Linked DNA regions of Homo sapiens: region 1 is linked to region 2. A link is a loop called in an ENCODE intact Hi-C map of the cell type or tissue named here. Cell type or tissue: Calu3. All regions are shown on one strand. Links, peaks and the distances in the headings refer to the core of each region. The heading gives the core; the rest is flanking DNA. Region 1 has its middle 72 kb from the start of FBN1-DT. Region 2 overlaps SHC4 (SHC adaptor protein 4).

Region 1 (2,918 bases), core at 92-2,591, 140 kb before region 2:
GACACTGTGAAAATTATGTGAGAAGACTCTGGATTTGGTTATATTCCTCCAAAGAGTATTACTTTTTATTTTGTTTTGTTTTAGCAGGCAAGTGACTTAGTTAGACCAAAACTGTAAACTCTTCTCTCTTGGGCAATAACCCAAATCTCAGTCCAGTTATTTTATTCTTAAGGAAGCTACTTGGAATCTGGTCCATCCATGAAGAAGTCACAGATCAACAAAGATTTGAGCAATTTTTAGTTTCCCTTTCCTGGTTTTATGATTGCTAGGATTCCCCCTTCACTTTCCAGTAGCTACAATTGCCTTGAACTCTGTGCTCTGATTCCTTAGACCAGAAAGACTCCCAATTTTCTATGGGCATTTCAGCTACCACATGTTGCCAACTGTGGTCTGCCTTCAGGCGAAGAGCTGTTAAAACACAGGAAATCTACCCTTTACCATTCCCTTCTCCCAAATGCCAACCTCCCTCCAGAATAAATTTCATTTTGTTCAGGCTTCATTGCCTCCAGGTAGATTTTTGTTTGTTTTTTATTTTGCCCAGAGGTTATAATTGTTTTCTGTGGGAGGACCAGTCTAGCAGAAGCTTAATCAGGCATTCCTAAAGTGAACCATCAACTTTAGGAATGCTGATGAAAATTTTTCATACAAAAGAGTAAAACTTTTATTTAGGAGAGTGGAGGTAAGTAGAAATTCTTTGGAGAATGGTTGTGAAAATTTAAGGAGAATGAAACAGAACTAAAAATTACACAGCAAGAATTCAGACTATATAGACTAAGGAGGTCTCCAAGCCAAAGGACACCTCTAAGCAGGTGCTGCACCAATTGGCAGTAGCAAGAAGGAAAGCAACCCAGAGTTTATATTGTCAATACTTTCATCTCTACATGTCCCTGTTAACACTTACCCTTCCCTTCCTGATGTAAACCCCTCCCCTCCTAGAGTATCAACAACACATAATACACTTACTGAGTTTGATTTCCAAGTTCCTCCAGGCATAAGTCTCTCCTCCATTGATGAGCATCTGAGTGGGTAAGTGTAGGCTTTCTACTGCCATGGGTATCAGGTTTATCCTTGTGTCCTCTTGGGTGAGTTATCTTTCTGAGACTTAGCTTCTTCACCTGCAAAATGGGGAAAGTGAACTAACAGGTCTTTAACCATTTTTTTTTTTTTTTTTTGAGATGGAATCTTGCTCTGTCGCCCAGGCTGGAGTGCAGTGGTACGATGTTGACTCACTGCAACCTCCGCCTCCTGGGTTCAAGCTATTCTCCTGCCTCAGCCTCCTGAGTAGCTGGGACTACAGGTGCACGCCACCATGCCCAGCTAATTTTTGTATTTTTAATAGAGATGGGGTTTCACCATATTGGCCAGGCTGGTCTCGAACTCCTGACCTTGTGATCCGCCCGCCTTGGCCTCCCAAAGTGCTGGGATTACAGGGGTGAGCCACCGCACCCGGCCAACCTTTTTTTTAATCTCCGAAATTATATAAACTTGTATAGAAATTCTACAAAACATCAACATGCTTTAAACATATTGCAAAATCATTTTTTTCCTCTAACATCTGCTATCCCATACCACACTCAGGGTATCATGTGCTATATAAAAATCCACTAGAGGGGAGTAAAACATTAAGTGAGAACATACAACAACTCAAGTTGGGTATCCTGTATAAATTATACTTGCAACTGTTACCTTATGTCTATTGTTTCTGATCAATCTCACTTAATTGCTTTAAAACCCAAAGATGTGAGGGAATCACTGATTCCATGTCAAAGTCTTCTGCTCTGTGGAATAAAGCCCCACGCCTAAGGCTAGGGAGTCTTTGTACTCTTTAAAGCCACTCACTAATGGAACAAGAGCAGTTCCTTAAAACAATACACATGCCCATTCCATTTCTAGTTTTCTTTTTATTTATAACTAAGTTATGGTGACCAAAAAGATTCCCTAAACCTTAATTCAGAAGAGAAGTTTCCTTCTGAGCACTAATTCTCACTGAAAGGCAAAAGCAACTGCAGTGTTCCTGATCCTTGAGTAGTTCAATATTTAAAGAGACTGCAGAACATTGTCTTTGTTCCAAGTTCTTTGCACCCCAAAAGCTGATTTCCAAGTTCTTTGTTCCAAGTTCTTTGCACTCCAAAAGCTGATTTCCAAAAGCTGAAGGAAGGAGTCCTTAGGTGGGGGTCCCCTCACATTAAGATTATTAAAGACCCTGGCCCATTGGTTTACTACTTCCACTTTAAAGAAATATAATTTTAACATAGTAAATTCATCACCTCTTCAAAGTTTTCCAAGAAGATCTGGGCCCTGGTTCTTGTTCTCGGGGAGAGACATTTTCAGGGAAAGAGAAGAGGGGACACGGGCAGGAGAAGGAAGGTGGCCCCTACTGAGGCTCCACTGGAGAATCAGCTTAGAAGGCTAGGCATCAGGACGATCCAGGCACACACATTCTTTAATTTGTATTTCTAGAGGGTGTCTACATTTCTTACTTTCCTAGTAGTTACAGAATGATAAAGAATGGATATCACTAACTTTAGAGTCAGCTGACAAGAGTTTAAATCCTAGATAAATTAGTTGATTTCAACTGTAAGTCCATAAGGAAATGGTGATGAAAACAAAAGAACAAAACTTGTTCCTTCACTATGTATAGCTTGAGAAGTGCTGGTGGACAGAGGCTGCCTTGAAGCAAGAAGTCCCTTTAGTTTAGGGACTTGGGCAGCCCAAAGTAATCTGCAGGGTTAAAGCCAGGGAATTAAACAGCTGGACTTCACTTTCTTCTTCCTTCCTATCTCCTGCCAGCGCTACTCGGTGACCAAACCCAACTGGGAGCTGGAAAGAGGATGAGTAAGCACTGTTGATGCAGCTCAAACCTGTCAGAGCCCCAAAGTCTAGAGCAGGGTGGAGAAGATGAAGGGAGGGTCTGGAGG
Region 2 (2,918 bases), core at 131-2,630:
ATGCAGCCACAAAAAAGAATAAAATCATGTCCTTTGCAACAACATGGATGCTGCTGGAGGCCATTATCCTAAGTGAATTGACACAGGAACAGAAAACCAAATACCACATGTTCTCACTTATAAGTAGGAGCTAAATATTGGGTACTCATAGACGTAAAGATGGCAACAATTGACACTGGCGACCACTAAAAGGAGGAGGGAAAGAGGGGGGCAAAGGCTGAAAGCTATCTGTTACTATGCTCACTACCTGGCTGATGGGATCATTTGTATCTCAAACCTCAGCATCATGCGATATGTTGATGTAACAAACCTGCACACATACTCCCTCAATCTAAAATAAAAATTGAATTTAGTACACATGTACACAAAGAAGTGAACAATAGACACACTGGGGCCTATGTGAGAGTGAAGGGTGGGAGGAGGGTGAGGATTTAAAAACTAGCTACCAGGTGCTATGCTGATTACCTGGGTGACAAAATTATCTGTATGCCAAACCCCCATGATAAACAATTTACCCTTGTTAACAAACCTACACATGTACCCCTTGAGCCTAAAATAAAAGGTGGAAAGAAAAAAACTAAAACAAAAATAAAATAAAATAAAAGTTGAAATTATAAAAATAACAACAACAAAAAAGAAGAGGGGTCAAACATTATAAAGAGATACAGAATACTGAAGAAGGAAATAGATTTAGCAATTAAACCACTGGTGACCATTGTAAAAGTAACTTCCATCAGATTGTCAAGCAGAGTTCAGATCTTCCAGTATAGTGCACATGTTAACACAAAGACAGGGACAATGCTTTCTAGAAGTTTGTGGGTGAAAGGAAGATGACAAGGAGGTGGAACATTATTAGGTTGGGTTGAGGGAGTCCAAGTTTTTTGCAGGCAGAAGGAACCAATAGAGAAAGAGTGAAGATTGAGACAGAAGTTACTGGACAGAACTAGGACACAGAGTTGGCAGGAGAGGTTTGGATGAGAAGCACAGGGAAAAGATTAGCTTTGGAGATAGTTGCTAAGGAAGAGAAGCAAGGAGAACATGGGCAGACTTAGAGCTGTGGAGGGGTGAAGCTGAGGATAACATGTTGGATCGCCTCAGTCTTCCCAGTGAAGTGAGATATGAGATCATCTGCTGAGGCTACAATTGGGGGATTAGGAGTAAAAATGATCTAGTGTAGCCTCTGACAGTTATTCATTCTCTGGCTCTGTATTTGAGGAAGACAGGACTTTCTCTAAACTAGCATTTGGAAATCCTCAAAGTAAATGCTCTAGTGATAAGGGCAGAATTGCATTGCTGGTTCCAACAACAATAAAACATTACATACCAAATAGCACAACTTTTCACACTGTATGGGGCAGTAAGCCATTTGTTCCGTGGCTTGAACTTTGATCCGCATATCTGAAACACCACCTACTGGTGGCTGCTTCCCTGGAATTTCATTGTAATATTCATGATCTTCTCTCTCCTCGGCATGGCTATCAATATGCACCTCCTCACTGTGAAGGAAAAAAGAATCCTCAAGAGGCTGGGCGAAAATTCAAATACTGTAAGGGATGCAAGGGGATCAGAACCAAGCAAATCATCCTGAAAAACTTTGCATTCATGTTTTCAGTTTATAGCTGTGCTTAAGTGATGTTAAACATTTGGATGGGAGCAGTCAGATGGTTGAGTTGTTTAGCTTTCTGTAGACAAAACGGGGTAAGCCAATAGAAAGTGCCAAGGGTGATGCTTTTGTGTCTCCTCCAGTGATAAAAATAATGATAATAACAATATATGAACTTCCTAAATGTAAGATATTTTTGTCATAAGATCATAAAAATACAAAGTATTCTTGAGTATCTCCAGCACACTTTGATTGTTCCATTTTGGAAAGTTTTGCCCAGATAAAATTTAAATATTGTTCTTCGGGTATAGGGCCTGTCCCAGTTTATTAAACCAAAATGAAAAAAAAAATAAGAGAGCTATGGCCAGCTATCTTGTCTGCACAGATCTGGAGGAGTACATGGGATTAACACAGAAATATTAGAACCATATGTGGCAAGTGGGTAGATTTATATAAACATGGAATTGTTTTTAAAATTGAAACAGGGCAAGACAAACAAACAGACTTTTCTTCCAAATTGGAATCAGGGAAAGTTTCTTACTAAAAAAAAAAAAAAAAACAAGAATAAATCAAGTCTATTTGGATTGAACTGATTCAACTGACAACTCACACAGTTTTGTTAGGTTCATTACATGTCAATAAAATGATAGCACTAAGACAGAAGTGCTATCCTGGGAAAAATTCAGCATCAAGGCCTCCTGGTAACACCCTCTCCTTTGCTACCCTAGACTACCTCATAAAAGGAGATCTCCAAACCTAGTATTTGTTGATACACAAAGTGACATACCAGAGGAAAATGCATTTTAAAGTACCCAAGAGTTTTGTTTCTCCGGCATGAATTGTGTGAGCCAGAGGCATCACTGCATTCCACACTTGGTGAGGTCTGACAGGCCTGAAAGGGTTCAGCTTTCATTGCAGACTTTCTGTGCCTTAGAACAACCAAATCCTTGGGTCCCACCGTGTTCCACTCTAACCACAGTTTAGCTGAAGCCTATCTATTTACATTGCAAACCAACTGACAGGAATTCCTACAAGAGACATTTGATTCTTATTTTGCTCTTTGTTCTTGCTGTGTTTTTTTTTTTAACTGATATGTAAAGGATCTGGGGTTGAAACAAATCTGAGAAGTTTATTGATGTTTATTATTTTGATTTCAATTAATTAATTCAAAGCTCTTTATAGTGCTAGAATAACAGAGATAATCTATTCTTACTTTTAGTGAGAAGGGATCTCTTTTAATCTTGTTACAAAGCAAGAGGATATAACTGGATAAATATGAATGGAAGGAAAATATTATTTTGTACTGAGACTGTGT

The links. Peaks named below come from ENCODE experiments on the same cell type or tissue, not always from the same donor. Only the 100,000 strongest peaks of a DNase experiment are listed, where the experiment ranks them.
Region 1: a loop joins it to region 2, with 5 times the contacts of the local background. A loop is called at or near these places in 8 of 110 quality-filtered maps.

What each region holds. Positions count from the first base shown.
Region 1 is chr15:48,716,055-48,718,972 of GRCh38, forward strand. No RefSeq gene overlaps it. Among named protein-coding and RNA genes, the nearest start is that of FBN1-DT, 72 kb to the left of the region's middle. In Calu3, for the core only: no CTCF peak of the experiment used is centred there; no DNase peak of the experiment used is centred there.
Region 2 is chr15:48,854,629-48,857,546 of GRCh38, forward strand. SHC4 (SHC adaptor protein 4) reads right to left here. Exons shown (of 12, transcript NM_203349.4): 8 at 1,325-1,496. Among named protein-coding and RNA genes, the nearest start is that of EID1, 22 kb to the right of the region's middle. RefSeq lists a silencer at 924-1,218. In Calu3, for the core only: no CTCF peak of the experiment used is centred there; a DNase peak (open chromatin) is centred at 1,413.